2 separate regions of the Homo sapiens genome follow, and region 2 is linked to region 1. Evidence: chromatin loops called from intact Hi-C (ENCODE). Cell type or tissue: heart right ventricle. All regions are shown on one strand. Links, peaks and the distances in the headings refer to the core of each region. The heading gives the core; the rest is flanking DNA.

The links. A loop is a pair of places that touch in the nucleus more often than their neighbours do. Peaks named below come from ENCODE experiments on the same cell type or tissue, not always from the same donor. Only the 100,000 strongest peaks of a DNase experiment are listed, where the experiment ranks them.
Region 2: a loop joins it to region 1, with 2.3 times the contacts of the local background. A loop is called at or near these places in 3 of 110 quality-filtered maps.

What each region holds. Positions count from the first base shown.
Region 1 is chr6:105,783,403-105,799,878 of GRCh38, forward strand. No RefSeq gene overlaps it. Among named protein-coding and RNA genes, the nearest start is that of LINC02836, 160 kb to the left of the region's middle. In heart right ventricle, for the core only: a CTCF peak has its summit at 9,916 (motif pointing right); a DNase peak (open chromatin) is centred at 9,910; H3K27ac peaks cover 429 bases.
Region 2 is chr6:105,905,917-105,922,392 of GRCh38, forward strand. No RefSeq gene overlaps it. Among named protein-coding and RNA genes, the nearest start is that of PRDM1, 170 kb to the right of the region's middle. In heart right ventricle, for the core only: no CTCF peak of the experiment used is centred there; a DNase peak (open chromatin) is centred at 5,543.

The DNA.
Region 1 (16,476 bases), core at 8,492-10,991:
AGCACTCTTCTAGCACTCCATACTTATTAACTCATTTACTTCTTACAATCCTGTGAGACTGGGAGGATTATTAACCACGCTTCACATGAGGAAATGAAGCACAGAGAGGTCAAGTAACCTACAAAAGACACACAGCTAGCAAGCTTATCTGGCTCCAGCGTGTGTATTTGGCAGTGTGGCTCCAGAATCTGCTTTTGGTTTTGTTTCTTAAACACTAGCCAGCATTGCCTCTTTATATTTTAGTACCTACTTCACAAGAAATTATCAAGTTGCATATGCATAGTAGCACGAAGAGGGAAATTAGCAGGGAGATTCAAGGAAGTTAAAATAGGAAGTGGCTGAGGCAAGAAGCACCACCAATTTAAGGACTCAGGGGCTGGTCACAGATTGTCCAGGGCTGCCCGTTCAGATAGTCAGGAAACAACCTCGAGGCACAGCTTCTAAGATCTTATTTCCTCCGAGCTGGAAAGCAACATGGTGTGTCCCCAGGGAGTCTCCTTTGGGAAATCAGCCATCCGCATAGGGTGGCCTGTCCTGCTCCAGGCTCCCTAAGTCACACTCCTTCAAGCTCAGGAGCTGGACGATCCCAGAGCTTGCCTGTTCCCACCCTGCCTTCAGCTTTTGCTATTGGACCATTTCTTCCAGAGCAGCACCCACATCAGAATCTGCACTGAGCCCCTCTGCTTCTCTTTCCACCTTTCTTATTTTTGCTCTCCTGGGAATACATGTCCCTCTCACTTCATGGAACAACCAACCGTCAGCTTTGGAAAGGGCCAGGGTGATGATCCAGCTAGGGGTGGGGGTTATTGAAAAGGACCATGTGCCCAACTGGGGAGGGGAGAGCACAGGAGATTCTGGTATTGCTCCAAAAGGGGTGTCTTTTTTTAATGTTTAGAGATGATATTCTGGCTCCATTCTTTCATTGGGTAGCCAGGAGGCTGCAACCTGGAGCAGGGAAATGACTTAAGAATGGGTCATACAGCTAGTAAGAGGCAGATGGTAAACTCAGACACAGATCGGCTGCCCTGGGGCTCACTGCATCTGTGCCCACCACTCACCCAAGGGCAGTGCCCTCATCCTCCATGGGCTCTTTTTCCTCCTGGACCTGCATGGAGACAGTCATCAGGGAGTGTTTCTGGCGAATTCTGCCTTCAACCTTCACTCTCTTAGACCATAAATCACCTTTTAACAGGTAAAAGATCAAAAGTTGCTGATCTCACCCTGTGCCAGATGCTTATTTCTAGCTTGCTTTTCTGTTCCACCCCCGACCTGGCTACAAATCTTCCTCCTGTAGTCTTCCTTTCATTGTCCTCTCCATTTCTCTCTGCATTGGATGTTTTGCATCTAGCTCTTGTGAGCTCTCAGGCTGCCCATGGGGATGTAGGCCGGAACTATGTTCACCGCACCTGCTTCTTCACTGCTGGCTTTTCACAGCCTGCCTTTGGAGGTCTGATCCCACACCCTACTTTCCATTGTCCAAGAGGTTAATGGGCGGGTTGTGTGCTAACGCAGTGTCCCTGCTGGTGGCCCATGAAGTCCAAGCTGGCTGCATTCTGCATCTAGCCAGCCAGCCCCTCAGTATCCACATGGAATAACTAAGCAGTTTATCTTGATGTTCTCCCCAGACTCCTCCCTCATAGGCCCAGGTAGATCTACCTTCAACTCTCCTGTTTCCTTCCCTACGGAGATGTTCAGACATAAAAGGAGCCTCCACACAGCCACCATTTCATTCAAAACAAGATGCTAATAACTACCCTTTATTCAATATTCACTATGTGACAGGAATCTTCATAGGTTCTTTGTATATGTGATCTCAAACTTCATAAGAAACCTTCGAGAGGTGATTATCATCAGCATTTTGCAGATGAGGAAGCTGAGTGGTTTTAAGCAATTTGTCCTCTCTCAGATATAAAATGCTGAAGTTGGGGCTGCAACCCAGGTCTGTTGTGGACAACACTGCCCAACCTCTTTCCACCACAGCATCCATGTCTTTGGCCTGATGTTATATTTTGTTCTAATTTCAGGCATTATCCTGGGACAGCCTTCTAGTGAATGAATGTGCCATGCTATTTCGGTATGGGGTTCTGTTTCCTCTACCTCTCAGTGGCATCTGCTCACATGTCTTGCCCTGAGTGGTACTCTGCCGTGCCCTGCCACCCTTCACACCCAGCAAGGTTCTTCTTTCCGCTGCTAGCTTGGGCCTTCCTTCTTTTGTCCTTCAGTTTGTCTAGAGGAAGTCATTAAAACTGACCCAAGACTAGGAACTTCCTTCTCTGCTCTTGCTCTCCCCTCTCTCCCCACTGAGTTTTGTTTTCTGCACTGATGGGGTTGTCTCAAGCCTTTTTCTTCCTCTTCGAGCTTGAAATTCAGGCTCTCTTCTCAGGTACTTCAGTGCAAAATCAGCTCCTGAAAGCTGTTGCTCTGGCTCATGATCAGCACCACAGTTTGCCTTTTTGCCTACTGGTTTCTATTCTGCCATCATTAAACAATATTTGCCGGACAATTCTCCTTCCAATTAAATCTCTCCTGTCCCTCCCAGGCAACTGACAACTTAGCTTGAATCTCACTGCTAGTAGTTCGTGGGACCAGGAGTGTGGGCAACGTTTTTCAGGCAGGAGCAGGGCTGAGACTTTGTCAAAAGCAACCAGGCTTGTTAAGAACAGAACACTGACCAGAATCTCAGTGTGAGACAGAGTACGGTTTTGCTTAGGGTCTAGTAGTTTATCCATTACATCAGAAGTTCCCAAACTTCTCTTCAAAAGTGGAACTGAGACGGAGTTTTACTAAAATAAGATAATAGTGATCTTCTAATTTACAGAGGGGGGAAAGAAAATAAGTAGACTTTTATCACTTTTATTTGTTTCACTAAATTTTCTAAACTTTTATGGTATCTTCTACTGTTTATCTGAAAAAAATTAATAACTTACATCAAAATATCAGAATTTACATCTTTAAATATTTGATGGACTCTTACTTTTTTGACTATTTTGCATGTATGCATATATAATTAAATGACAGTTTCTACTGGTAAAATTACTACTTCCTGCAATGGAATTCATTATATCAATATTTAATTTCATGATTTTCCCATCAGAACCATGAGACTACATTTCCTAAAGGGAATGGTGGCTGGGGGAGAGGCACCTAAGCCTTCTGCTTCCTCATTAGATCATTCAAATGCAAGATCAGCCTTGGGCAGTTTGGAGCAGAGCACCTTCCCTGGCTGCCAAGGGTATGAAGCTTCCTCTGTGTTGCAAGGGGAGTATCTACCCAGGGTGGGAGGAGACACCCTGGAGGAGCCGATGTAGGAAAAGGAACCCAGAGCTGGCTCCCTGGAGACTGTGCCACTCCTCCTGCACTGTTACCCCTTCTGCTCCAAGTTTGGATTTACCTTGTGCTTGATGCCTTCCCTACATTTTATCCCATGAGGTTTCCCCAGATGAGGATTTCATTCAGCTCCCGCTCATTGAAATGCTGGGCTGTTCTCGAAAGAGGAAGAGGTGGCATGTCGCTGTGATGGGCCAGCACTCTGGGCCCTACAGGTTGAAATCTCCTACTCACGTTCCATGACGCCAACACCTCTGGCATAAAAGTGGAGAGAGCAAATAACAGTTGCCTGGGAACACAGAGTGTTTTGATGTTTTGTGGGTAGACTTCTTTAGTGAGTTACAATGATATTGAAAATGTTCACAAAATAACCACCTTTTCTTGCAGCCAACAGTGAAAAGGCAAAGGCCTCTGGCAGATTTCAAGGCTGAGGTTTCCAGGTATGTTTTATTCATGTGCAAATCTGACCACACCTGCCATCTGTCACCAGGCAGGAAAGGAACATGATGAAGTGGTACCCAGGAATGCTTCCCATTTAGGCCTCCATTACTAGGTTCTCCCTGTCTTGCAGAAATACCCAACTTGTTTGCAAACCTACTTGATAGCAAATTGTCTCTTCTTCCGGCGGTATGAAAAATGAGAAAGGTCACCCACTGATTTCAGTAGTGAAACTTCTGCTCACGGAAGGCCAGGCGTGTGGTGTGGTGGGCAGCATGCAGACAAGCAGGAAGCCATGTGTCATAAAATTACTTGTCCTTCACGAAGCCGGAGGTGCGTGGTCACTTGCCTTGAGGGGCAGTGCACTCTCTGCCCAACTAACTCAGCAAGATCTTCCTGAAACTCTGAAGCAAGGCCTGTGATGGGTGCTGCCTCTCCTGTAGGGCTAAGAGAGCAGCTTAATTTGGCTGGAGGAAGAAGAGACCAAGGGTCTGAGAAAAGAGCATGGCCAGATCATGCTCTTGTGTGCACGAGAACTACCTAGTGTGATGCTCACAATATCCCCTTCCCCAGTTCTCACTTCATTGATAGGGGCCAAAGTCTTGGAATTTTGCAAACCAAACCCAGCAGGTTGGAATGGGCAGCCAGCACTGAGAACCACTTGCCCGGTGTCCTGATCTCTTGGACACATTGCTCAAAGCCTCACTCAGAAGCATGGTGGCCCTGTTAAGAGCAACGCAAAAGCACCTCTTGTCACTCATTTGGCGGCAGAGACCATGTCCCCAATGCCTCATGTTAAACATGTGCTCTCGGTACAGTGCAGCCTTTAAGGGAGATGAAGCCTGGATTGTGAGAAAGGCTCAACACAGCCACTCACTGGGCTGGTGCACAGAACGGGACACAAAAGACCTTCAGCTCAGAGACTCAGAGAGAAAGCTCACAGTCCCCAGGCAAGTTGCTTAACATCTCTGGTCTCATCATCCTTACTGTAAAATAGAGTGTTGGACACACAAGACAATCTCCAAACTCCTTCGAGCTTTAACAATGTGTAAGTTTATGGTTTTTCATCCCATGCGTCTGATCATTTCAATCTGTACTAACCTGTTCTTTCCACCTACAAAATAGAAATGAAATACATCAGCTCCAGAAAGACTGATGTATAAATACTTAGTTGTAAGTGCCAAAAGATTTTAAAGTTCTCTTTGTGGCTACATTTCATCTTGAATGTATAAGTTGAAGCAAATCAAGTCTGGTCAAGGCTTACATTGGAGAAAGATAATGTGAGACTCAGCCCTGCTTTGACATGCCTAAGAATGGCATGTTCTGAGGAAGGGATATGTGGCCAGGGCACATTTTGTTTCTCTTTTTGAGCCTTAAGGAAGGTATATTAATACTGATTCCTGAAAGAACCTGTTAAGCGCTTCCTGATGTAATTCACCTGAGAAATTGCTAAAGAATATGAACTTCCTATGGCAGATTTCAAGGCTGGGGTTTCCAGGTATGTTTTATTCACGTGCAAATCTGACCATACCTGCCATCGGTCACCAAGCAGGAAAGGAACATGATGAAGTGGTACCAAAAGCCCTAGGAATTTAAAATTTGCCAAAGTGCAACTGTTAGTTTTCCTTCCTGTCTATGGACATGAATTTCCTTTCTGACTAATTTCTTCGTAGAAAGAGTAATTAGCTTTATTACTAACATTACCTCTGTTACTACCTTTACGCAAATTATTAACAGCCAGCTACAGCTTAACAGTAATACTTAACAGTATTACGAGTACGTGAACTTTACCTCCCTAAAACACTCGTGATTGATAAACTGATAGATGGATAGATAGATATACACAGGTATGTATATACGTGTGGATATATATGGTTTTAAATGTGAACACACAAACACCATCATCAGCAGCAGCAGCAGCTATTCATTTTGTTGAGCACCTGTCACAATCCCTGTGCTTGTGGAGGTAGCAATTTAATGAGAGAGCAAATACAGAATATCCATCAAAAGAGGTGAATAGCCCTGTATAGCATAAACTGGCAGTTCTTAAAGTGTGGTTCAGAGACCTCTGGGGGACACTGAGACTCCCAGGGAGTCCAGTAAGGAAAAAATATTTTTATAATAATACCTAATGATATATAATTATGTTATTTGCTTTTAATTTGCATTTCTCGTGAGTGTACAGTGGACTTTTCTAGAGGTGACATGATCTGTGATATTGCATTGAATGCAGAAGCAGACCAGGAGTCCAGCTTTCTCTTATGAAGCCATAATTATTAGGCTATTTTCATTTACTAAAAGTGAAAAAAGAATGCCACTCTTCTCACTCATATTTTGGTTCTGAAATATTTTTTCATTTCAAATATGCTAACAATGTTAATATGCAATGAGCTTATTTTTTAATGAATTAATAAAAGTATAGGCCATCACCCTATTAAATTACAAGTTCTTGAAAGATCTTTGCCTACTTTACCTTTGTGTCCTAAAAACTGATAAATGAATGAATGAATGCTGAATGCCAAAATAATGATTTAGACATAAACTGTATAGGAGTCCAGAGGAAACACCTATCCTGGGGAAATTTGATGAAGAAAGTGAGATTTGAGGTGGTGCTTGAAGACAGGGGAAGGCTTCCACCAGGAAAATAAAACTAGAATGGACCCTTCCAGTGGGGAAATAACATGATCAAATGCACAGAATCAGGAATTTTTAAAGTGTACTTAAAAAAAACTCATAGAAAGATTAATGCTAAAGCTGGCATTAGTAAGATTCCTATGAGGAGGTGCAAACGAGCAGATAAAGAAATCTGGACATTTTGGTAACGTTTTCTTTGTAGACTTAATTTGAAGAAATGATCATATAAAGCCTGTTGGTTCCTGATGATGAGGAAAGAACTATTAACACTCTGTAGCTGACTTCACACTGTGAACACTTGGCACTGAAGCTGAAAACTAAGCTAGAATTCAGTAGGGAGGGGTAGTAAATGAAGGTCACTTCCTACACAGATCAAGCCAACCCCAGTTTTGTGTTAAAAGGCTAAATGTTTAGCTAGCAAATACAGAGCACACTTTCCTGAAAATAACAAGTTTAGTGTTGAGATGTTTACAGTTTTTCTAAAATTGCATTTTGATTTTGTAAAAACTTGATTAAAACAAGGTCACTAGATGTCATAAAAATGACATCTAGATTTTTTTTAAATCTCACAAAATAATTATTTGAAACAAACGTGTTAGGCATTTCAAAGTAATTTTTTCTACTAAGCGAGCACCTCTACTTTATAAGTTATATAAAGAATACTATTTTGTATGAATTATTTATATAAGAATTATATGAGAATAATATTTTCCTAAGACATACACTACAGTTTCCATCTCCACACAAAGTTTTACAGAAGTCTTCATTTTGAAGATTCAAAATATTTTAAACTGGTCAAATATTTAAAACTGTATAAATAATTCTATAGAACAGTCAAGTTTGCTTTCAGCATGTTTCTAATACATTGCTAGTTGGCCAAAAACAAAGCAAAAAACAGAAAGCAGAAAAGGCTAACAAACTCCGTGGAGTAGATTTGAAAGTTAAAGAGGCAGAGCCATGATCTCAATTTGAGAAAGGAGGAGGTAGGATGAACATACCACTCCTAGTGGCAGCCATTATCCAAGCAACTAATCTTGCTAATCTGTCTAGTATGTTCTATTTGTTTTGTGTTTGTTTTGATAAAGTAACAACAACAAGAAATGAGGATGGAGTTGTTTAGGTGAAATATGAAGCCTTATGGAAATAGATGCAGATTTGCTACCAGTAGCTGAATAATAGAATTGTGAACTTGTGAATTTTCTTTAGCATATTTTATACATAGAAAATAGTCATTACATATTTAACAATTAAGGAAAACATTTCCTGCATAGCATCATACGTTATAGACATTTTCTTATAAACAACTAATCAAAACACTATTTTGTTAGAGGCCCTGAATCCATAAAGAAAAATAAGCTTATAAAGTCTTTTGTCCTATAATCCCCTCAATGTAATGGAATCTTTTCTCTAAGTTTTCATGGAGTGCTTCTTTTTAATTTTAAGTAACCATACATATTTTATAAGCAAACATATGCTATTTTTCCAAATCAAAAGACTTTGCAAGTTTTTCCTAGATTAAAACAACAACTCTGCCTCTCTGCACTGGCATCCATCTGTGTTGGTATGTGTTGTACACACACGTGCACACACACACACACACACACACACACCATGACACACAGGCAGCAGAGGGAGGCTGGAAAGATCTGTGGAAGGAGAATCAGAAACCTCAGGAACCTGTTATGATTCTGTTTACCTAATTGTGAGACATGAGCAAAGTCACTTAAATTTTCCTGAACCCCAATTTTCTTTTTCATAAATTGTTTATAATAATAACATCTCTGCCTGCCTCAGCAGATCAGGGCGATACTCTAAAAAGATGACATATAGGAAAATACTTTGTATGAAGACATGATTTTCACAAATATTTAAGTACATTTCTTATGCTGTAAAGGCTCAGTTTCAATAACAGCTATCTTTGTTAAGCAAAAGTTGAGTTATGAAACTAAAAGTACAACTTTCCAAATGATGTGGGATTTCCTGTTCTGTGTTTTACAGGGCCTTGTCCCAGATGGGCAACTATTTATTACCATATGACCAAGCCAAGCTTTGATTACAGTTATTAGGGCATGAAAATATTGGCTAAGCCAAGGTCCCTGTTGTGAAAGATAAGGAGCATGAAAATCTAAGAAGTCATGGGCATGATCCTTCACTCATGGGTTCTAATAGTTAAGAAGGCTGAGGGTAATTTAAAAAAAAATGAATAGAGCTAAAAATAGGAGGTTAAATATTACCTTATTGATGAACGTACCAACTAGACTTCCCTGCTGATATTAGGAGGTCATGCTGAGGCCTGGACTTTGATGCAATCGCAGGGCTGACCCAAGGCATGAGAGAAGGAAAGCAGGTTCTCCTCCCTGGGGCACCACCCGTTTGTGCTGTTGGGCTCAATTTCAGGTGCCTGCCTGCCCCACTGCCCTGGCCCAATACCTGTGTGATGCCCAAGGCCTGAGATGGAACCTCCCTCTAGAACCTTGCCCCTCTCGATGCTTTCAGACTTACCTTCACTCTCAAAGGGTTTCTCATGTCTGTGAAATTGCTACTTCTGGAGGCAGGCTTCCTGTGCTTCCTGTAGGTGACAGTCAATTGATCAATTGAATCCAAGGGTCTCACACTGAAATGACCACCAGGGCCAGGCAGAAAAAGTAAACAGTAAAATGGGCCAGGTGGGTTCTGTCACCATGGAGAGTGCCTGAACCATTGCATGGGAACAACGACCTCTGAGCTTCAGCTAGGTGTGACCTTATAGAAATAGAGATCCCAGTGTGGCTAGAAATTTTCATGAAAAACTGGAAATCTAAATTTTTATTTAAGATCTTGACTTTACATGTGTTGCCAACTAAATCAAAGTTATGTTCTTAGTTTTTAAATATGAGTTTGTTTTAAACTGGAAGTAGACAAAATAAAACATATCAACAGGTCATATTCAGCCAACAGGCAGCCACATTTTCTCCTCTTATTTAATGGGTGCAAAAGGGAGAAATGCTAAAGGAGGACAGAGTCCTCCTTGCCCCACCAGTTAACACATATGCCTTATAGGAACAGCCTGTTGGTGCCCCATTTTTCTTTGTTGTAAATCAAAAGGATCCAAGGATCCAAGAGTCTCACGCTGAAATGACTACACACTGCCTGACCCCTGCAGTCATGTCAGTGGGAGACCCTTGGATTCAAACCATCAGTCGACTGTTACCTGTAGGAGGCACAGGAAACTTGCACCCAGAAGCAGCAATTTCACTGACATGAGAAACCCTTTGAGAGTGAAGGGAAGTTTGAATCTAGTTCAGACTAGATTGGAGGAAAAGGTGATGCATGGCACCTGTGCAGAGGAGGAAAAATTGCTGGAACTGGGTCCTAAAAACTCCCTCTCATCTGCAATACGGACAAATCCAGCTAACCCTGCCCTGAAATGTTCTTTTGCACTGTAGCAACAGCAGACACCTATTGGTGCCCCACGGATGCTTCCAGTCCCTCCCCCAGGCATTCTGACAGTCTAGAGTCTCCAGTGAAGGGAGAAGAATGTACACCAGAGGGCAGGAAGTCGACACACAAGCCCAATGCCCAGATGAGGAAGTCATTTGCCCAGATAGGTCATTTGGCAAGTTGCTAACAAAAGATCGACACAGAGTTCATTTCCACTTAATCCAAAAGATTGTCACTAATTCAGAGAATCCTGTTTACCCTAGGAGGGACTTGGAGATCATCTTCCCTTGCCTCCCCATTTTTCAGATGGGAAGATCAATGCCTACAGAGTCTTCTAAACTCAGCAATATCAATATCACCTGCATTGCTTACTGTTCAGGACCAATGCATCGGGAAAATGTTTTCCTACCACCTAGCCTCCTCTATGTAAGTGCAGTTTGCTATACACGGCAGACCAGGCACTTCTCAGAAATGGGAAGGTCAAGTGATATTATCAGTGGTCAATATATCACTCTATTGCTGACTATAATATGAACACCCAATAATTGTCTCCATTTCAACCAGGAAACTGGTTGGGTGTGACAAATGTGCCCTTGTTACTCCAGAGGTCTCTGAAAAGCTTTGCTCTGCCATTCATGGCTTTTGAAAACCAGAAAATGACTCAGTTGGATTTGATTTAATTACCTTACAGAAACCACCTTTGAGGGCCAGACACGGTGGCTCACACCTGTAATCCCAGCACTTTGGGAGGCCGAGGTGGGCAGATCACCTGAGGTCAGGAGTTCGAGACCAGCCTGACCAACATGGAGAAAATACAAAAATTACAAAAATTAGCTGGGTGTGGTGGCACATGCCTGTAATCCCAGCTACTCATGAGGCTGAGGTAGGAGAATTGCTTGAACCCAGGAGGTGGAGGTTCCAGTGAGCTGAAATAGCACCATTGCACTCCAGCCTGCACAACAAGAGCAAAACTCCATCTCAAAAAAAAAAAAAAAAGAAAGAAAGAAAGAAAGAAACCACCTTTGAAACCAGTGAGCCTGTGAATGGCAAAGGGGAACTCCAGCAGTTTGGAAGGAGGCAGGAACAGGCTTTCTCTAAAGAGAGCCAGTCTGTCTGTGACCACGGAGAAAGCAAGGTCTAAAGTTCAGGGACCAGTTCATGAGATCTGCCTGGCAGTGCTGCTGCGGCTGGGGAAGGAGCCACTCTTCTTATGTAATGGGAAGGAGGCTTACAACACAGGCCACCAGGAGTGGCTCCCAGTGAAAGCGACCTGTGCTCTACAGTGGCTGTCTGCCATGGGAACTGGTTTCACAGTCAGGTCCTGCTGTGTTGGCATCACGTTTCACGAGGAGGGCTTTAGAGATCTTTCATTATTATTCCAGAAAGAAAGATTATTAATCAGGTCAGCACCAGTCCTCCCATTTAATCAGTGGAGAAACTGGGGTGAGCATTTGCCAGTTCTAGCTGCATTCTAAGGTGAGTGACTTTGAAGCATCCTGCCTGGGATGCTGCGGCCCAGCCCCCTGGGCCCAGCCAGGGTCCCCTAAATTGTGGCGAATGGTCAAATGTAAGAAGTGAGGGAGACACTCTAGATCTGGAAGGAATTCTTCTTCTGGTTTCAGGGATTTTTTTTTTTTTTTTTTTTGGTGCTGGGAAAAGGGAAGGGAACTGGGGTGGTCTCTACTGTTTCCGAAATGTAGATTTTTTTTTACCTTAAATTGTGTCAACCCAGAATATTTTTGCATTTTTAAAAATTATCATGGGACTATATTCTGCATTATGAACAATTTCCAAGTGTGACTTCAACTGGAAACTTTATTAGCTCATTCAGGCATGACTCGTGTCACTTAGCAAACTGCTGCTTCAGTGAAGGAAATAAATGTACTTTCAGGGGTGCACTGCGTCTGACACGCAGAGGAGTTCTTAATTCTGCCCACAAGGAACCGGCCTATTACCTATTATCACATGCTTAAAAGGAAGGTAGCAACTATTCAAGTCAAGTTTTGCAGTGAGGAAAAATAAAATGTGACTTGCCCTGTAGAATAAAACTATTCACATTTGTATAATAGACATTTAAAAAGCATTTTCACATAGCACAAACATAATACCAAGCATAATTTTTTTAAAAAAAGCATTTACTTAACATCAACTAAAGTAAAATATTTGCTTAATCTAAAAAAGCATTTTTATATATAGCTAATGTAATCCTCACAACCATCCTTGTTTTATAGATGAAGCACCCTAGGCTCTGGGGTGTAAAGTAACTTGCCCATAGCTTCTCACATGCTCATGTCAGAGCCTGAACAGTCCTCAACTCCAGTGCTCCTTCCTCCTCACCTCCACTTCCCCAATTAAAGAGGGAGTCAGGCTTTTTCCAACTAGTACTCATCTCTAATTATGAGACAAAATGCCTTCATCCCCCTTTCCCAAACAAGATCTTCCCCTGCTCTGAATTTTTGGTGAAATAATAATTCCATAATGATACATCTTCTTCCTTCACTACTCTCTCCCCAACCAAGTACAGTGCCTGTCTCCTATTGCAATGGACATTTGTGAAAGGAAGGATAGGAGAGAGGAAAGCAAAAAGAGGGTCAGGCAGGAAGGGAAGACTCAGAAAATTCATCTTTTCTCATTACCCCAGCAACTAACCAACCCTAAGTGTTTTGAAGCACTTAATAGGTGCTCTGTATTCCGCTAGGATATAAGAGAGGTGTCAGTCAGGGATCCCACCCTAAGGAAAATTATAATACAGCAAAAAGATAACAAAAAATGGATCAAGTAGAGAAGAAAACAATGTGAGACAGACCATTCAATGGGGAGATGAGAGCTGGAGAGAGGAGAGCAGGGAGCCAGGGGAAGGCTCTGCAGGGGAGGGGCTCTGGGGCAGCATGAGGCTGCCTGAGGTCCTGCCTAGGGCACCGAAGAAAGCGCAGGAGTGCAGGCTGACACAGGATCAACTTGATTCCTTGTGTTTTACGTGCTCTACGTGAGAAAGGCTGAGAACCCCAGAAGGTGACACTGGCTACTCTGTAGGCATGAAGTGACTCCGTGAGTCATTGCCAGAATGTCAAAGGGATTTCTTAGTCAGGAAACAGTCTCTGCCTTGGTGTTGATCAACAACTTAGACAAACAGAAGTCTAAAGAGCAAACAGGCCAGCACAGAACCCCGGCCCCTCGGACCAGGCCATGCCCCACTTACTGTAAATGCCCTTGGCCACACCCAGCCTCTCACCAGTGCAGTGAAGCCTGAGACTCCTGGACCTACGACTCTGCTCTTTGCCCAGCATTTCACTCAAGGGGAATTGACTGACACTGATCCAAAGCACAATGCACACACTAAGATATGTTCAAATAATAATAGTAACTTGCGGAGTGGATTTGTCACTTCCAGGTAAAATATACAAAAAGCTCCATCCACGACACACTGCGTAATTCCCATTAGGCAGAATATGACAGACATAACTTGAAATTAAAAATGACATTCTGCATTGGAGGAAAGGTAGCTTTCATGATTTAGACAGAAACAGTTTTAACAGATAATGTTTACCTCCTGTTGGACAAACTTGTGACCTTGAGTAAATGACTTAGTATTTTTGGCCTCAATTTTCTCATGAGTGTAATGCTTAAGCGGGGGGTAGGAATAATCTCTACACTTCCCTTACAGCTTTGAGATTCAGTGAATCTAATCTCTGTATATCCCTGAAGTAGAAAACAACACTAAAAGGCCTGTAATCTACTCATAAAGAGCATTCAGGTCCCTGAATATTTGGAATGACCAGTAAAGCAACATCAGCCTGCTTCTCAGAACTCTCAAATGGTAGACCATAATCTCTTTCCTTATAACTGAGATCAATCAAAAGACCTGGAGATCTGGCAATACTACGGGAGGGTTATTTTAGTAGTGTTTGTTTTCTTGAAGTATTATCAAGTCATTTTTGCCCTAAAAAAAAAATCGCCAAATAATTCTGCAACCAAACATTCAAAGTATTGGCAAAGAAAGAGATAGAGAGAGACAGAGAGAGAGACCCAGTCCTTAAACTGGAAGACAGATTTTAAGTCCACTTATTACTCAGATGACCTTTGATTCTCAATCTTCAGGACCTCAAAAGCCTTCCTCTCTTAAAAGGGGGAAGGAGGCAAGAAGAATGCCTTCCATGTCTAGCTCACAGGTTTGCCTGAGGGACACAGGAGATAGTTGGTGTAAAAGTGCTTCATAAAACTTAATGTGTTCTACAAATGAAAGGGATCATATTTTTTATTGCAAACCATTGTTCTTGTGACTGGAGGAAGCTGGATATATAAGCACAGTAATCGCTTAAACATGTGTTATAAACTTAAGCCTGAAAGTTAATGCCTTTAGCAAAGGAAACATTATTTTTATTATTACCATTATGGAGAGGACAAAGAGAATTCAGTGTTAATCTGAAGGAAACTCACCAGTGGGAGCTCCACCCTGAAAGGATTATTAAACTTGTGACAACACAGGTAACCAGACAACTAGAGCACCTCCTACTTTGAAGCAACACTGGTGATGATGGCATAACTCACCCTTTCCTTAGTATCGGGTGCAACTGGCACCAAGAACAACACCCATGCCCAGGTGACAACTGCGCCAATATGGGTCAGCATCTCACCTCCTCATCAAGAGTGAGCCCAGGACAGAGACCTGGAATGCCAGGGTGAAATCTCTACCTGAGGGGTCTTAGTCGCCCAAGGAGATCTACAGAAGAGCTGAATTCAACAGCTATCTGCTATCCCAGGCCAGACAGCTTTTCCACACAGAAACGAATACCTCTCTCATCTGAATTGGAATACTCATGACAAGTAGCCAGAAGAGTCATCGGTTAAAAACAAGGGTTGGGCTGGGTTTCTCTTGACTTTCTGCATGTCTTGCAGGGCAGAACTTTTCCTGAAAATCCCGATGTTCAGATGTTTACAATTACAGGCAATGAGGCTCAAAGAGCCAGCCTCATGGATCACTTGTGTTTTATTTTTGGTTTTGTTTTCATTAGATGCAACACTGAGCTGAGCCTTGAGCCTTCCAGGGAGTTGCACAACCTCAGCTTTTAGAGATTGTGTTTCATGGTCACGGAAAAAAAAATAATTGGATTTAATAGGTTTTCACAATCATATTATCTGCTTAACCTTCCAAGATCATTACTCACTTAATTGTTAAGCCCCAAGGAAAGATCATAGGGTAGGGGTTATGCTAGTCAGTCATTACAATTTGAGAGAAAAGCAGATTCTTCACGACTGATGTAAAATCTGAATGTAATATCAAACGTTTTAAGTGTTCTGATTTAAACCCCTTATATTTGAAAGAATTGGGCTCCTTTGATACTTGTTCTCATTACAGAATGAAAACTTGCATGTTATATATGATGCTTATGTATTTGCACATAAATATATATTTACATGTGATATCGATATATCCGCTTATGCATAGATTATATAGGTCTAAATGGACAAAATACAATTCTCAAGCTGTGGGTGACAGGCTTTTTGTCTGTTACTCTGTTGCGTACCTTTGCACTCTCATCCCTTATAGGAAAGGAACTACAACTAGGGATTTGAGGGTCATTAGAACATTGTGCCCACCCCCCAGGGTGGATAGCACACAGGACACATAGTATATATAGGATAAGGATGCTTCAGTCCTGTAGGGAGTAAATTCTTTCCTTAGCTCTTACAATACCACAACAGGTCAATCAGGTTGTAAGAAGCTTTAATTAGCTGTTCTACAAATTAGAGCATTCTTCAAGCTCAAAAAGATGTTTTCCATCTTGACACCATCTAAAGGAAAATCTTGAACAAAAGACTCACTCTCAATCTGGTTCATATTCTGTCATTTACTTCTATGGGATTAAAGCAAAACAAAAGCACTTTTTTTAAACTCTCTATACAGAGTGTACTATAATTGGATTCCTTGTTCCTCTTCCAAGCCAAGGCATTGGATCTGCATTGTTTCTGCCAAGTTTTTTCTCCACGCTGCAATGTCCTTGTTTGTGTTCTCTCCCAGTGTTCCAGGTTCTACTGTCAACCCAGGCTCAGGCTGTCCCACATCCTCCCACAGAGGTCTTGCTTTGTTTTGAGAAATGCTCAACAGAAGGAGGAAGTCCAGCATATCCACGGTGCAACTGAAATGCCACCCTAGGAAGACTAAGGCCTCATGGTGGGTGACAGCTGAGGTGACAGCTGAAGATGAGGCTGGCTGAGGGAGGACAATCCCACCAAAGTATAGCGGACACCAGCAGTCTCTCTAGGCTCCCAACAGTCCTAAGGCTGAAGAGACTGTGAACAGGTCTGCACAAAGCCTACAAGCAAAGAAAGTCATAAGCCTTAGGTTTCCCTGCAATGACTTTCTGCAGTAGGTGGAGGAAGGGAAGAAAAAACCTATCTCCATGGAAAAACCACCTTATAAGTCTTTCTATAAATTGCAGTAGAACAAAGGAAAAGTATATGCTCCTGCTGATTAACCATTTCTTTCAGAGGGATGTGGAAGAGTAGGAAACAGTATTGTAATAAAATCAAAACCTTATTTATTCTGCAAAGGTTACAAATCCATTTGACATTAGATAATTCCTTAATGAGGTGGTCAAAACAAAAACAAGTTGGTTAAATTACTGTTCTAATTTTCAAAAGAATGCTTTCAGTGAA
Region 2 (16,476 bases), core at 4,550-7,049, 120 kb after region 1:
GAGACACCTTTTCCTAGAGACACCTTTTCTCTGAGGTCACCTTTCCTGACCTCAGAGACACATTTGCTGACCATCCAGAGACACCTTTTCCTGACCATCCAGCATAAAATAGGTTTCCCAGTTTCCCAGTTATTCTCTCTCTTAATTCCCTGTTCATCTCCTTCATACTACTTATCACAGTTTGCCATCATGTATTAATTTGTATTGATTTAAGTCACCCACCTGCCCACTGTCTTTAGCATTACTTGGGAACTTGTTGGAAACGCAAATTCCCAGGCCCCACTTTAGACCTTGAATGAGAAACTCTAAAGGCAGGATCCGAAAATCTGTGTTTTGTTTTATTAAGTGTTCCAGGTGTTTCTAATACCACGAAAATTTGAGAATCACTATACGGAATCATATTCTCTATGAGGATGGAGACTATGTCAGCTTTTTTCCATCACTAAACACACACACATGTGCACGCACACACACACACACACACACACACACACACACACACACAGGACTTTGCTTAATGGTCAGCATGTGAGATATGCTCCATGATGACATCCTGTTGAATAAACTCATGTAAGAAAGAAGCTTGCCCCACAGGAAGAAGTACATTTACATAGTGACCCATTATATATGTAGAAATATATATATATATACATAACAAGTTTTACAAAATAATACCCTTACTGCATACCATACACTTCAAACATTCTCCATCCTATTCTATTTCTTTTTTTGATAAGAGGAAAACTAAATTTATTAATTTATTTCACACTTTACAAATGGGTCTATGCACAATTTGAAAAACCTTAATCAGTCAGGACTTTTTTATTTTTCTTTTTTATTTTTCTTTTGAGACAGGGTCTCACTCTGTCGCCCAGGCTGGACTGTAGTGGTGCCATCTTGGCTCACTGCAGCCTCGACCTCCCGTGTTCAAGTGATGATCCCACCTCAGCCTCCCAAGTAGCTGGGACTACAAGCACATGACACCACACCTAGCTAATTTTTAGTAGAGGCAGGGATTTACTATGTTGCCCAGGCTGGTCTTAAACTCCTGGGCTCAAGCTATCTGCCCTCTTCAGCCTCCCAAAGTGCTAGGATAACAGGCATGAGCCACCGTGCCTGGCCAATGCTGTTCTTTTAAAATTCATACCTGTGCCCCTGTTATGTTTTTAATCTGGCATTCCCTCCTCTCCTCATTTCCTCATGCCCAAATCCTACTGATTCTTGAAGGCCTACCTCTTATAGTGGATTTCTCTGATAAGATCATCTTTCCCTCTTCTGAATTCCCACTGCACTTTCTCTGTACCCAGCTTTAAGGCTTTTCTTACTTTCTCCTTTTAATATAGTGTTCATGGGATATCACTTTTCCTATTAAAGTCAATCCTTCAGAACAGAATTCAAATCTGATTCATCTTTGTATTTTTCATAGTATATACAGTGAATAATTTCAAATAATGTTTCCTAAATAAATTAGACTTTCAAGGAGGGAGCTGCTAATTTCATTTATGGTTGTGTGAAGAAATAGTTTAAAAGAAAGTAGTATTTCAACGGGTGGCTAAGAGAGGAAGCGCATGTAAGTAAAAGGGAACCATATGGGCAAATTGTGATAAGTGCCACATTTGTGTAGGAAGTCCTAGGCTTCAGTGCAATTCTAATAAAGTTGCAGGTAGGTGTTTGAGCTAGAAGTTGGAGGAGTTCTATGTTTTTCAGGAATGGATCAGTGCTAGTATTGCCATCATTGGTGGGGCAGCCAGGAAAACATGTCCTCTGCACAGATCTGAGCAGTGCATTTTAAAACAGAAAAGCAACCATATTATTCTCCTTACAGACCTCTCATGGCTTACCTTTCATTGCAGAATAAAGTCATTTAAGGTGCCCTGCCACCCAATCCCATTTGACTTCCTAGTCTTTTCTCCACCACGCATATAACATTGCCAGAATATGCCCTGCACTTTTTCTGTTTTAAAAAAAAAATTACATCTTCAGTGGCAATATGTGGAGACATAAGGGCATGGTGACTATGAAAGTGGCCACTCAGATCTCTTCAGAGGGTACGTTTCCCCAGCTGCCCCACCAATGATGGCAATATTAGCACTGACCCATTCCTGAGAAACATGGAACTCCTCCAACTTTGAGCTCAAGCACCCCCCATCTACCTACCTGCAGCTTTATTAGAATTGCCCTGAAGTCTGAGACTTTCTACACAATCCTCTTTCTTTCCTCCAGTGAGATCCGCTTTGCAGTGTGAAGGCTTTCCCGCCTATTCCTGCTTCCTCATTTTATTCTCCACCAGCATTTCCCCCACTAAATACTTTTAATCCTGTCTTGCACTTTTAATCTTGCCTTGGCGCCAGCTTCTCTGGGGACCTGAACCAACTACAGAGGGGCAGATAAAATCAGGAAGGAGGTAAGAGGCGAAAAGTTTAGGATGGGCATACCCGATTAAAACACATATATGCCCTTCCTCAAATAATTAAAACTGGAATTGTCATACGATCCAGCAATTCCACTTGTGGGTATGTACCCAAAACAATTGAAAGCAGGGACTCAAACAGATACTTGCCCACCCATGCTCATAGTAGCACGGTTCACAATAGCCAAAAGGCGGAAACAACCCAAGGGGCTGTCAGCAGGTGAATGGATAAAAAAAATGTGATGTATACATATGATACTATAGAGTATCATTCTGCCTTTAAAAGGAAGGAAATCCTGACATGCTAGATCATGGATGAACCTTGAGAACATTATATAAGTGAAATAAGCCACTCACAAAAAGATACATACTGTACGACTCCCCTTATGTAGGTAACTAGAGTAATCAAATTCGTAGAGACAGAAAATAGAATGGTGACTGGCAGGCGCTACGGGAAAGAGGGAATGGAGTGTTAGTTGTTCAATGGGGATGGATTTTCAGTTTTGCAAGATGAAAAAGTTCTGGAAATCTGTTGCACAACAACGTGAAAATACCACACTACTGAACTGTACATTTAAAAATGGTTAAGACAGTAATTTCTAGGTTATGTGTGTTTTACCATGATTTAAACATATGCCCCAAAATATGCAGATGTGTTTATCAATGTGTACATACAGATACCGAATATACAACAGACACTCAAATTTACTGAAATTGTCAAAAGTCAAAGAAGGAAGAGTTCACCTAGCAAGCCACTATGTAGAAAGGGATGTAGATCTTTTGTCAAACCACACATCTTCATAGACATAAATCCAACCAAGGTCAGATAACACCAGACAATCTTCCACAAAACGTGAGACGGCTAGCTGACCAGAGCACTCTCACCATGTCACATGCTGCCAGAGAAGCTGGGGCTACAAAATACAAGCAGATGTCAACACTTTCACCTTCCACTTTCTTAATATCGCTGATCAGGCCAAGTTTCATTTCACTTATTGGGCCACTTTCCATGTTGAGGGAGAAGGATCGAAGGAGGGCGGAAGAAAGTGTTAGGATCTGAGTTTCATATCTGCTAATGTAAACTGATGTTGCTTACTGCTGGGTTTCAAGAGAAAACTTCCCTAAATCAGCCAAGAGTTGCTCAGAAAGACATATAGACCAGGGGTTGGCAAACGTTTTTTGTAAAGTAAATACTTTATATTTTAGTAAATACAGCCTCTGTTGGTTGCAACTACTTAACTCTGATGTTGTAGCACAAAACCTACCATCCATTATATGAATGAATGTGCATGGCTGTGTTTCAATAAAACTTTATTTGCAAAAATGGTAGGCCAGATCTGGCCCACGGACCGTAATTTGCCAAATCCTGATATATAGCACTAAGAGTTCTTTCAAAAAATACTTTCCTCTAGTTTGGATTTGGATGTACTACCTGCTTTCTGGTCTTTTATCTATTAATGCCAAAAGTACACAATTAAAATCTATTTGAAAATGATCAGCTTTATTAAGCGCCAACTTTACTAGAGAAAGTGCCATGAAACAAGATCTAGCCTGGAAGAAAGAAACCAAAATAGTCATCTGATCTCAAGCTGAAGCTACTAGACCAGCGGTTCTCAAAGTATGGTATTTGGACCAGCAGTGTCATTATTACCAGGGAACTTATTTGAAATGAAAATTTTCGGGCCCAGCCCCAGGCCTACAGAATCAGAGTATGTGGGAGTGGGGCCCAGCAATCTGTTTTAACAAGCGCTCCAAGTGATTCTGATGCAAGATTTAGTTTGAGAACCACTGTGCTAGGCTATGTCTGAAGCTTCTCGTGCCTCAAATTCTCCAGCAGCAAAGTAGGAATGTTAAAGTCTTGTTATTTTCCTCTATCCCTCAGGTCACAAAGACATAGCCTAGGCTGGCTGATACACACTTAAGGTGGTTCACCTAACTTAAGTCTACTAGTGTTTAAGGTAAAATACATGTTCTTTTTTTCTTTGAATTTGGATCATCTGCATTTAGAAGAAAAGATTTGTTCTGTTCTAAATTAAATGCAGTTGACCCTTGAGCAATACAGGTTTGAATTGCATGGGTCCATTTATATTGGATTTTCTTCAGCCTCTGCCACCCCTGAGACAGCAAGACCAACCCCTCTTTTTCCTTCTCCTCCTCAGCCTACTGAACATGAAGGTGATGAGGATGAAGACCTTTATGGTGATCCACTTCACTTACTGAATAGTAAACATATTTTCTCTTCCTTGTGATTTTCTTAATAACATTCTTTTCTTTAGCTTATCTTATTATAAGACTACAGCATATAATACATATAGCATATAAAATATGTGTTAACTGTTTATGTTATCAATAAGTCTTCCAATCAACAATAGGCTATTGGTAGTTATGTGTTTGGGGAGTCTAAAGTTATATGTAGATTCCTACTGCTTGGGAGGTCAGAGCCCCAACCCCCATGTTGTTCAAAGGTCAACTATACATATTCATAAGGATTTTATTCAGCTTCATCTATGGAATGATCCATAGAGTCCTTAGGATAGTAGAGATAAGATATATAACTTGTGATACAGATTAGATCCCACCTGGGCCAGAGCCAAGATACATGTGTCTCTGGCGTGTGGAATTTGGCGATATCCAAATCCCATCCAAGTATCTATTTGCCCTCATAATTTACATAAGGACCAAGGAGAATCCTGGAGAAAATCTCAAGCCATGCCCCTGGCTGAGAATTAGATATTTGAGACATATCTGGGAGACTTGGTGGAGGCAGGGAAGGAATGAAAATAAAGAAGAATAAAGAGAGGAAGAGAAACCAGTGCACGTGCAAACACACACACCCGAAAATGAAGTTAACTATAAAGGAAAGTAATGTGAAAAACCAGCCATGCCAGCCACAATGCCCTTCAGACCCTGAGCTCCTGAGCAGAGGTGAGTCCTGACTATGGCATGGCAGCTGGCACATCAATCATTTTCCCCAGCTCTCCTAGAGGCACACAAGCACCCCAGGGATGCACGGTGGCTGGGTTCACTGGCCTTATGCATGGAAAGTGCAGGCTCATTAAGTTCTATAATGTTCCATAGGTCCAAGCAATTCTCCGGAGGCACAACATTCTTCCCACTTTGCAAGAGAATGCCAAACTCCTGAGGAGAAGCAGGAGGACTGCCAGCTCTGGAGTCAGATAAGGAACTGGCAGTACAGCAGAAGCCAGGAATTTTGTAGTCAGGGGCACCATCAGAGCTTTTATTAGGCACCCTCTGTGGACTTATTCAACACTTGGGGAAGGAAGTCTGTGCAAAGTCCTGGAGTTCCCAAGTGAGCTAGCTGGAGCTTGGAGGCAGCAAGATTCTGGTAATTATGTTAATGTAAATTTATTGTCCCCATAAGATGGTAAGGTTGAAGGATGTGTGTGATACCTTTTGTGCCCTGTATCAGATTCTCTTTGCCCCACCTTTCACTTATTCCAAAAACCACTGTAGCGACTGGTTTTGCACAGACTCCAATCAACCTCACATAAGTGTAACCCAAAGAACCATTCCTTAAACAAGCCTCTTGCCTCCCACTCCAGGGCTTCCCTGTTGAGTCTGGGGAGAGGGGTTTTTAACACACTTGGGGTGGAATTTTGACCAATGGGGTTAGGAACTGATTAATAAATGTTTCCATCTTCTCCCCCCTGCAACCTCCAAATGAAATGGAAAACCATTTCAATCAGTTTCTCAAGCAGACCCAGGGTGATCAAGTACCAGTGGCCCACAGGGTGATTGACTCTATATTACACATCTGCTTTGTGTCTCCCTCCTTCTCTAGTGCCTCCTGGAATAATTGCACTTATAAGTTTGGTTCAGACTCTGCTTTTTTAGGAACCCAGGCTGAGGCAGGAATATTTAGGTCTCATGTGACTTAGAAGCAATAATACATTTGCTGTCAATATAGGACTTGTATATCTTTCAAGGCAAATAAATGGTATTATTTCCTATTTTATGTGATTTACTATATAGTATAATAATTTCATTATATGCCTCTAGCAAAGATATAATAATCCTCATCATTTCCCTAGATTCCTAATCTTGCATTTTTTTTTCCTTTTTTTTTTTTTTTTTTTTTTTGAGATGAAGTCCCCCTCTGTCGCCTAGGCTGGAGTGCAGTGGCGTGATCTTGGCTCACTGCAACCTCCGTTTCCCGGGTTCAAGCGATTCTCCTTCCTCAGCCTCTCGAGTTGCTGTGACTACAGGCGCACATCACCACACCCGGCTGATTTTTGTATTTTTTTAGTAGAGATGGGTTTTCACCATATTGGCCAGGCTGGTCTTGAACTCCTGACCTTGTGATCTGCCTGCCTTGGCCTCCCAAAGTGCTGAAATTACAGGTGTGACCCACTGCACCCGGCCGATAGTTAATTCTTTATTCTGTTTTCTGTTTCAGGTTTAAATACCAAACTCTAAAGATCATTCTGACACAGTTTGCAGGCAGAACTCAGGGAGAATATTTTATTAAGGGGAAGGAAATAAACACAGCTAATATTTTCAAAACAATCTATATGCCCAAACCCTAATTATTTAAATTTTTTTTATTTTTATAGATTCAGGGTGTACATGTGCAGGTTTGTTACATGGATAGATTGAATAATGGTGAGGTTTGGGCTTCTAGTGTGCCCATCTCCCACATAGTGAATGCTGTACCCAATAGGTAATTTTTCAGCCCTCATCTGCCTCCCAAACTCCTCCTTCTTGGAGTCTCTAGTGTCTGTTATTTCCCTTTGCATGTCCATGTGCACCCATTGCTTATCCCCCTCTTATAAGTGAGAAGATACAGTATTTGATTTCCTGTTTCTGAGTTATTTCACTTAGGATAATGGCCTCCAGCTCCATCCATGTTGCTGCAAAAGACATGATTTCATTCTTATGGCTGCATAGTATTCATATATATATATATATATATATATATATATATCTCACATTTTCTTTATTCAATCATCCATTGATGGACATTTGGGTTGATTCCATGACTTTGCTATTGTGAATAATGCTGTGATAAATATACGAGTGAAAGTGTCTTTTTGATATCCAATTTCTTTTCCATTGGATAGATACCTAGTACTAGGATTGCTAGGTCAAATGGCAGTTCTATTTTTAATTATTTGAGAAATCTCCATGCTGTTTTCCATAAAGGTTGTATTAATTTACTTCCATCAACAGTAGATAAGCATTCCCTTTTCACTGCATCCTCGCCAACATCTGTTGTTTTTTGACTTTTTAATGATAGCCATCTGACTGGTATGAGATGCTATCTCATTGTGGTTTTAATTTGTATTTCTCTGATTAGTGATGTTGAGCATTTTTTCATGTTTGTTAGCTGCTTGTACATCTTTTGAGAAATGTCTATTCACATCCTTTATCCACTTTTTAATGAAGTTATTTTTTTCTTGTTGAACTGCTTGCATTACTTATAGATTATGAATATCAGTCCTTTGTTGGACATAGAGTTTGCAAACATCTTCTCCCATTCTGTAGGTTGTCTGTTTACTCTGTTGGTTGTTTCTTTTGCTGTGTAGAAGCTTTTTGGTTTAATTAAGCCCTATTTGTCATTTTTGTTTTTGTTGTATTTGCTTTTGAGGTCTTAATCATAAATTCTTTGCCTAGACCCATGTCAAGAAAAGTTGTGCCTAGGTTTTCTTCTAGAATTTTTATAGTTTCAGGTCTTATATTTAAGCCTTTAATCCATCTTGAGTTAATTTTTGCGTATGTTAAGAGACAGGGGTCCAGTTTCATTCTTCTGCATATGGCTATCCAATTCTCCCAGCACCATTATTGAATAGGGAGTCCTTTCCCCATTATATATTTTTGCTGACTTTGTTGAAGTTCAGTTAGTTTTAAGTATGTAGCTTTATTTCTCGGTTCTTTATTCTGTTCTATTGATCTATATGTCTATTTTTGTACGTACCATGTTGTTTTGGTTACTATAGCCTTGTAGTATAATTTGAAGTCAAGTGATGTGATGCCTCCAGCCTTGTTCTTTTGGCTTAGGATTGCTTTAGCTATTTGGGCTCTTTTTTTGGTTCTATATGAATTTTAGAATTGTTTTCTCTAACTCTTTGGAAAAAGACATCAGCAATTTGATAGGAATTCCATTGAATCTGTAGATTGCTTTGAGCAGTATGTAAAACACTAATTCTTAATTTCAAAACACAAATTATTGGAGAATGAAGGGTTGAGGATAAGAAGAAATCCCTATTTTGGACACTTTTACTCTTCTGTCAAAAACATGTCAGCATGGTTTAACTTTTCTACCTATGGTAGCTATTTTAATTTATTGAACGTAAAAGTAAAATTGCCTTCCCTCTTTATTGTGCATGGAGCATTTCACAATAAATGCATTCACATGAATGCCTCAAACATACCCTAATGACAGTGGGCATCTTATATCATCAAGCTTTACCCTTCTCTGCCAGCCCAAGACCTCTCCAGGTATGAATCATTTTAAATTCCAGGAAATGAAGCTTCTTCTTCAAAGACAAGGCCTTTAAAAGCTATTAAGAATAATTCTCAGGATTTTTGACATCATGAGAGCAGACTCTTAACCTTTGTAGCTCTGGGGATCGTTTCCCTGAGGATAGTGGAGGCTGACCATCTAGTCCTTTGGCCTTGAACCACTGTGTTTTGATGACTTCACTATGATCATCCTATTATACAAGTACCACTTTGATATTATTTCAACATAATAATCAACAAATTTACTGAGCAAATGATTTTGTTTAATCCAAGTTACATGAAAACTGTGTGTGTGTGTGTGTGTGTGTGTGTGTGTGTGTGTGTGTGTGTGTGTGTATGTGTGAGACAGAGTCTCATCCCGTCACCCAGACTGGAGTGCAGTGGCCCAATCTTGGCTCGTTGCAACCTGTGCCTCTGGGTTCAAGCAATTCTCCTGCCTCGGCCTCCTGAGTAGCTGGGATTACAGGCGCATACCACCATGCCCAGCTAATTTTTTGTTTAGTTTTGTTTTTTCAGTAGAGACAGGTTTCACCATGTTGCCTAGGCTGGTCTCGAACTTGTGACCTCAAGTGATCCACCCACCTTGGCCTCCCAAAGTGCTGAGGTTACAGGCATGAGCCACCACACCTGGCCACATGAAAACATTTGAAGTCACCTTGTATGCCTCCACAATTGTCTCTAATAGTAACCCAAGACCCATACAGTTGTGCTAGGGTAGGAAACCTCAACTCATTTGATTTTTCCCAACAAAGGGAAATGGCTGAAATAAATATGCTACTCAAATAATCAAAGGACAGACAGATATAGTGGTTTGCACCTGTAATACTTTGGCAAGTTGAGGCAGGTGGATCGCTTGAGCCCAGGAGTTCAAGACCAGCCTGGGCAACATGGTGAAACCCTGTCTCTACAAAAAATACAAAAATTAAGAGGGCATGGGGGCATGTGCCTGTGGTCTCAGCTACTCGGGAGGCTGAGGTGGGAGGATCACCTGAGCCTGGGAGGTTGAGGCTGCAGTGAGCCATGATTGCACCACTGCACTCCAGCCTGGTTGACAGAGTGAGACCCTGTCTCAATAATAATAATCATCATCATCATTGTCATCAAAGGAATATGCAATAATATATTTCTCAGCCTTCAAGTGCGACTATATTCTGGCTAATAAAATACAAGCATTATCAACATGTCAATTTTTCCTAAGTTCATTTATAAATATGATTCCCATAAAATTCTATCCATTTGGTTTTTTTCCTGGAGCTAGACAAGTTGATTATAAAATTGCTTGTTCTTCTAGAATAGGTCATTAAAGAAGCCTTTATCCCCTTCCTCCTTCCTGCTGTTAGAAAATGAGATGTCTGGCACTCCAGCAGCCATCTTGGGTCATGAGAGGCCTTGCGGATGAATGCCACATGCTAGGATAGTGGACCAGAAAGATAGAAAGAGCTTAAGCCACTGATGATGTCAGAACCACTGTACCAGCCTTGAATGCCTACCTTCAGCCTTCTTTTACCAGAGGGGGTGAAAAAGACTCTTTAAAAACACATCAAGCTACTCTTTTTTTATTAACTGAGGCTGAACCTAGTCCTATGTGATACAGCATATACTATTGGTCAAATAACCAGATGGTATCATCTATGATTCAAAAATGAGAGCATCATTTCTAATGTCTGTAAATAACTTCGAAATGCATCCAAACAATAATAGGCTGGGCATGGTGGCTCAAGCCTGTAATCCCAGCACTTTGGAAGGCCAAGGGAGGAGAACTGCTTGAGCCCAGGAGTTCAAGACAAGCCTTGACATCATAGTGAGAACCCATATCTTCAAAACTAAATGTAAAAATTAGCTGGGCATTGGTGACATGCACCTGTGGTCCCAGCTACTCAGGAAGCTGAGGTGGAAGGATTGCTTGAACCCAAGATGTTGAGGCTTCAGTGAGCCGTGATTGCGCCACTGCACTCCAACCTGGGTGGCACAGTGAGACTGACTCAAAAAAGAAAAGGGAAGGGAAGAGAAGGGAGGGGCCCAATCAATAATAATAATATAATAGATATAGATTGATAAATGGATAGAGGTAAATAGATATGTTATAAAGTAAATATAGCAAAACACTAATCGTAGGATATAGACGGTAGGTGCATGGGTATTGACTACATAATTTCTTCAACTTTTCATAATAAAAGGCTGAAAATCCCATTGACAAGCCATCGGTACTATTTATTAAGTTTTCTAAAAATATCCCTAGTAATAAGGAATTTTGAAGCTTCTTTTCTCTCACAAAAAAAGAGCCATTTCTCTTCCTGTTCTATAAACACTATTGTGAGCTTCAAGTCTTGAAAATTAGAACTGGAAGTACTGCCAATGGGACAAACTGGGTGCAAGTAAAAATGTTAAAGGCTGTATAAACAGAAATCCATCTGGAAAGATGTTTTCTTCATCAGCACAGTAAAAGCTAGAATAGAATTTCCTGATATAGATGTACCGATTGACTCTGCAAATCCCACTGGGTATGAGAGAGGCATCTTACTCTTTAATTTAAAAGTAACTTTCACCAGAAAATGAGGCTAGGAATATTCAAACCTCAACTAAACTGAGCTCAGCACTAAGAATATCATTTTCTTTCTCTTTTGAGATTCGCTTCTCACTTTTTGTCAATACAAGGACACTTCTAAGGAGATATCCTTTCAGTTTGGTCTCATGATCCACTTGAAGCATTTCTACTGAGAAAGTAACAACTGTGGTGTTGGATCTTTTCCCATAGGTTTGTATTCTAAGCAAAAAAAAAAAAACAAAAAAAAAAATTGGAAAGGACCAATGAATAATTACTGGCAAGAATGCTAAAGTTGCAGAAGCCTTGGCTGCAAACTGCCAATATAGAAGAAAAAGTATTTTCCTATTCTTAGAGATGCAGTAAGAATGTGAATTAGGGCTCCCTAAAACAATGCCAAAACTGATTTGGACTATCGTATTTACCAAAAGAACCTATCAGTTGGTACTAAAATGCCTTCAGAAAATGGTGCAAATTTAATTCTTGAGAATTCAACTCTGATGTCATCCAATAGTGTTCATTTATTATGTTTAATGAAGGGCTGCAGGAGCACACAGTAAGCTAAATGAGAACATAGATTCACATTATCACCCTGTGGCATCACTTGCTTATAACCTGCTGAGAGGTTCTTCTTCTGGATCAACATTTTCCAAATTTAATCTCATCTCAGAAAGAATGCTCTTACAAAGCTAAAGGAAACATCCTCAGCTGCATTTAAATTATTTAAATATGTTTTAAAAGAATGAAAAAATACAATTAACATATGTATTTAATTTGGTGGAATATCACCCACTGTATATAGAGTTCTATAACATAGCCTTCTGGGAGAGAAATAAGGAATGAAGACCAGACATTATATATATTATTGGTATAAGGCAAAATGTCAAACACTTTGCTTGTATCATCACCCTCACTAAACTCTACAAGACAGAAATTGTTATTATCACCATTTTATAGATGAAGAAACAAAGACTTAGCAATGTTTGCCCAAGGGGTCACCCTGCTAGTAAATGGTGGGGCCAACATTAGGACCCAAAGTCTGTCTGATGGCAGATCTTTTTTTTTTTTCAAGACACGGTCTCACTAGGTCACCAAGGCTGGAGTGCAGTGGTGCAATCATAGCTGACTGAAGCCTTGAACTCCTGGGCTCAATTGATTCTCCCGCCTCAGCCTCCTGAGTAACTGGGACTATAGGTACATGCCACCATGCCTGGCTAATTTTGTTTTTTTTTTTGTAAAAACGAGGTATTACTACTTTGCCCAGGCTGTTCTCCAACTCCTGGGCTCAAGTGATCCTCCCACCTCTGCCTTCTGAGTAGCTGAAGATCCTGATCTTTTAAACACCACTGATACTGCTATGATCTTTGAAAGCCAAGTACCACACAGAACACTCAGCAATGAGACAGCCAGAGAAAGAGAGAAAGAGGAAGAATAAAAGGAAGGAAGGGAGGAGAGAAAGATTGGTCTAATATACAAGTTGGGGATATTTTAGAAGTATTTCGAGGTTATAGATATAAAGTACTTAACATCAAATCTGGATGATTTATCTGTGTCTTACTTTTTTCATCCTTCATTTCTTCAGTGTTTTATTTCTTCCAGTAAATTAAAAAAGAGGGACAGTACTTATATCTTAATCAATTGTAAAATTGATTCATTGTAAGCACTCTTCTTCCCCCCATGCTTTCTGCATCTCTTTTTCCCAAATAATTATTGAACACCTGCTGTGTGCCAGACCCTGTCATTTATATTCTTCCTCTACCGTAGAATAAGTCCACTCAATTCACTTTTAACAATTAAGAGGAAAAATATTTTAACTTATTGACATAGAATAAGACAATGAGGCACTAAGGAAAAAGGCAACAAATGAGCTGTCTGAATATTAAGAATGCTGGCCGGGCGCAGTGGCTCATGCCTGTAATCCCAGCACTTTGGGAGGCTGAGGTGGGCGGATCACTTGAGGTCAGGCATTCAAGACCAGCTTGGCCAACATGGTGAAACCCCATCTCTACTAAACATACAAAAATTAGCTGGGTATAGTGGCACATGCCTGTAGTCCCAGCTACTCAGGAGGCTGAAGCAAGAGAATCACTTGAACTTGGGCAGTAGACATTGGACATTGCAGTGAGCCAAGATCGTGCCACTGCACTCCAGCCTGGGCAACAGAGCGAGACTCCATCTCAGTAAATAAATAAGTACATACATAAAATAATAAAAAGAATGCTAACCTTAAGGCATCAGATGAAGCCTCATGTTAATGAAATAGACTAGACATCCAGCTTGAGTGACAACTCCACTTTCCCAGATCTTCACCATGAGAGGTGTGCAACCAGCACCACCACCACTACCACTACCAAAGAAGTTGATGGAAGTTGATGCCACTTGAGAAGGGCTTTTTATAGGGAAGAGAGCAGAAAAGAATGTGGGCAGCAACTACCATCCCAGTGAAGGTCAATCAGGAAAATGGAGAATACCCCATTTTCACTTTGTTTATGGCGTGCTGGCTCAGTGAGTTATCAGAAGAGCCAAAACTCTATCGTGGTCACCACAGTATCCATAGCATTTGGCATTCTACCTGCACTGTAGTAGCTACTTAATAAAAATTTGGTTGAATAGATAAATGAATTAATGACTAAGCCAGAAAATGACAAAGAGGCAGTGACCATATATTGTCTCTGCTACATGATGCAAAAGGAATAGCCATTTACCCAGAAAATGTTTAAGCATCTATATCCAAATTTTGTGCATTCAGAAATCTCTGACATCCTCACGGTTCTAGTATGAATCTCCATCTCATAGTAACCTCAACAGAAACCACAGTGCTCTATCAATCTAATAGAAGACGCAATCATAGAAAAGAGACCTAGACAGGCAGCATAGGGAATTACTCACTTCCTTACTCTTAAACCTGTTTGGTTTCATGGAAATGCAGTCACCCTCAAGATTTGTCACACCCATAGTGAAATCTTCCTCTTAGAAAGAACACCTTGTTGGTTTCAGTCCAATGACCCACAGACCACTTGCCTTCCAAGCATCCTGAATCATGAAATGATGGTGAAATGTGGGGAAATCTTGTTTAGTTCAAGTCATAAGACCCCAAAACCCTAACCAACAGTCACTGATATTTCTTCTCAACTATAATGGAAAAGGCAAATATTCAGGTCAATTCTCCTCATTGAGTCACCTGTTTCTCTTTCCACTTCACCTCAAGAGAGTTTTGTGTAATAGAGTTATGGTAGTTCAGTATAAAAAATAAATAGAACATGTCAAAATGACAATATATCTTGGGCATCATTTTCATTCAAGCCTTTTGCATTCCCCAACATTTATTTGCTCCCTGTCCTAACAACAACCCTCAGAAGGCATTGAGAGCAACTGCCCTGGTGCCTTTCTGTCCACAAGTGGAGAGAAGCCAAGACATGGTCCACAGGGGTGCAAAGCCCACTGTGAGCCAGGGAGAGCATCTGGAAGCCACAGAGTAGAGGCACCTGGCGTGGAATTTGGGGGCTCTGAGAAAAGCAACTGCACAGGCAGAGCTAACGTGGGTTACCATCGCCCCTCAGTATCACAGGGGGACTGCTTCCAGAACCTCCTTGGATACCAAAATTCAGAACCTCCTTGGATACCAAGTCCCTGAGAGAAAATGGTTCAGTGTTTGCCTGTAACCTACACACTGCTGCTGTATGCTTTAAATCATCTCTAGATTATGTGTTAAGCCTAATACTGTGTAAATGCTATGTAAATAGTTGTTCTATTGTATTGTTTTTATTTGTATGATTTTTATTGTTGTATTTTTATTTTTTATGATTTTTCCAAATATGTTCTACCCACTGTTGGTTAAACCTGTTGATGCAAAGCCCACGGATATGGAGGATCAACTGTATAAAGAATTTGGGTCTTGATGTGGTGACAATAGAATATAATAGCAGCAAATAATAATATGAAGAAACCAGTATATGGTAGTCCCCTCTTAACCATGGGGGATATATTCCAAGATCACCAGTGGATGCCTGAAACCTCAGATAGTACCAAACCCTGTGTATTTTATATATTTTTTTCCTATACATACATACATATCTATAATAAAATTTAATTTAAAAATTAGGCACACTAAGAGGTTAACAACAATAGTTAATCATGAAATAGAACAAGTTTAATAATATACTGTAATAGAAGTTAGATGAGTGTGGTCTCTCTTTCTCTCTCTCTCTTACTCTCTCTCAAAGCATCTTATTGTACTGTACTTACCTGCCTTCTTTTTATGATGACGTGAGATGATAAAATGCCTACATGATGAGATGAAGTGAGGTGAATGAAGGAGGCACAGTGGCATAGCATTAGGCAACGACTGACCTTCACACAGTACATCAAAGGGAGGCTCATCTGCTTCGGGTGATCCTGGAGCATCAAGCCATGATGATGTTAATGGTTGGATGTCAGGAGCAGATGATGCCAGTGACTAATGGGCAGGAAGTGTATATAGCGTGGATACACTGGAAAAGGGGGTGCACATCCCAAGTGGGATGGGGAAGGTTGACAAGAAATTTCATCACATTCCTCAGAACAGCACACATTGTAAAATTTAGGAATTGTTTATTTCCAGAATTGTCCATTTAATATGTTCAGACTGTGGTGGACTGCCAGTAACCGAAACCATGGAAAATGAAACCACCAATAAGAGGGGACTACTGTAGATGAATAGGAGAGAGAGAGGGAGCAAAGAGTCAAACTAAATAAACCGTCAGGGAATCCAAACTTAGCTGACCAGGGCCTTAGCTAGAGCTGTAGCCACAGAAAAGTCAAGGAAGGGCCAGATAGAAGACTTACTAGACTGTGTCCTCAGAGCCTCACATGCTCCTGGAACCACAATTCACAACACATTTCTGTTGAAAATGGAATAAGGCCGAGCATGGTGGCTCACGCCTGTAATACCAGCACACTGGGAAGCTGAGGCGGGCGGATAACCTGAGGTCAGGAGTTCGAGACTAGCCTGGCCAAAATGAAACCCCGTCTCTACTAAAAAATACAAAAATTAGCCAGACGT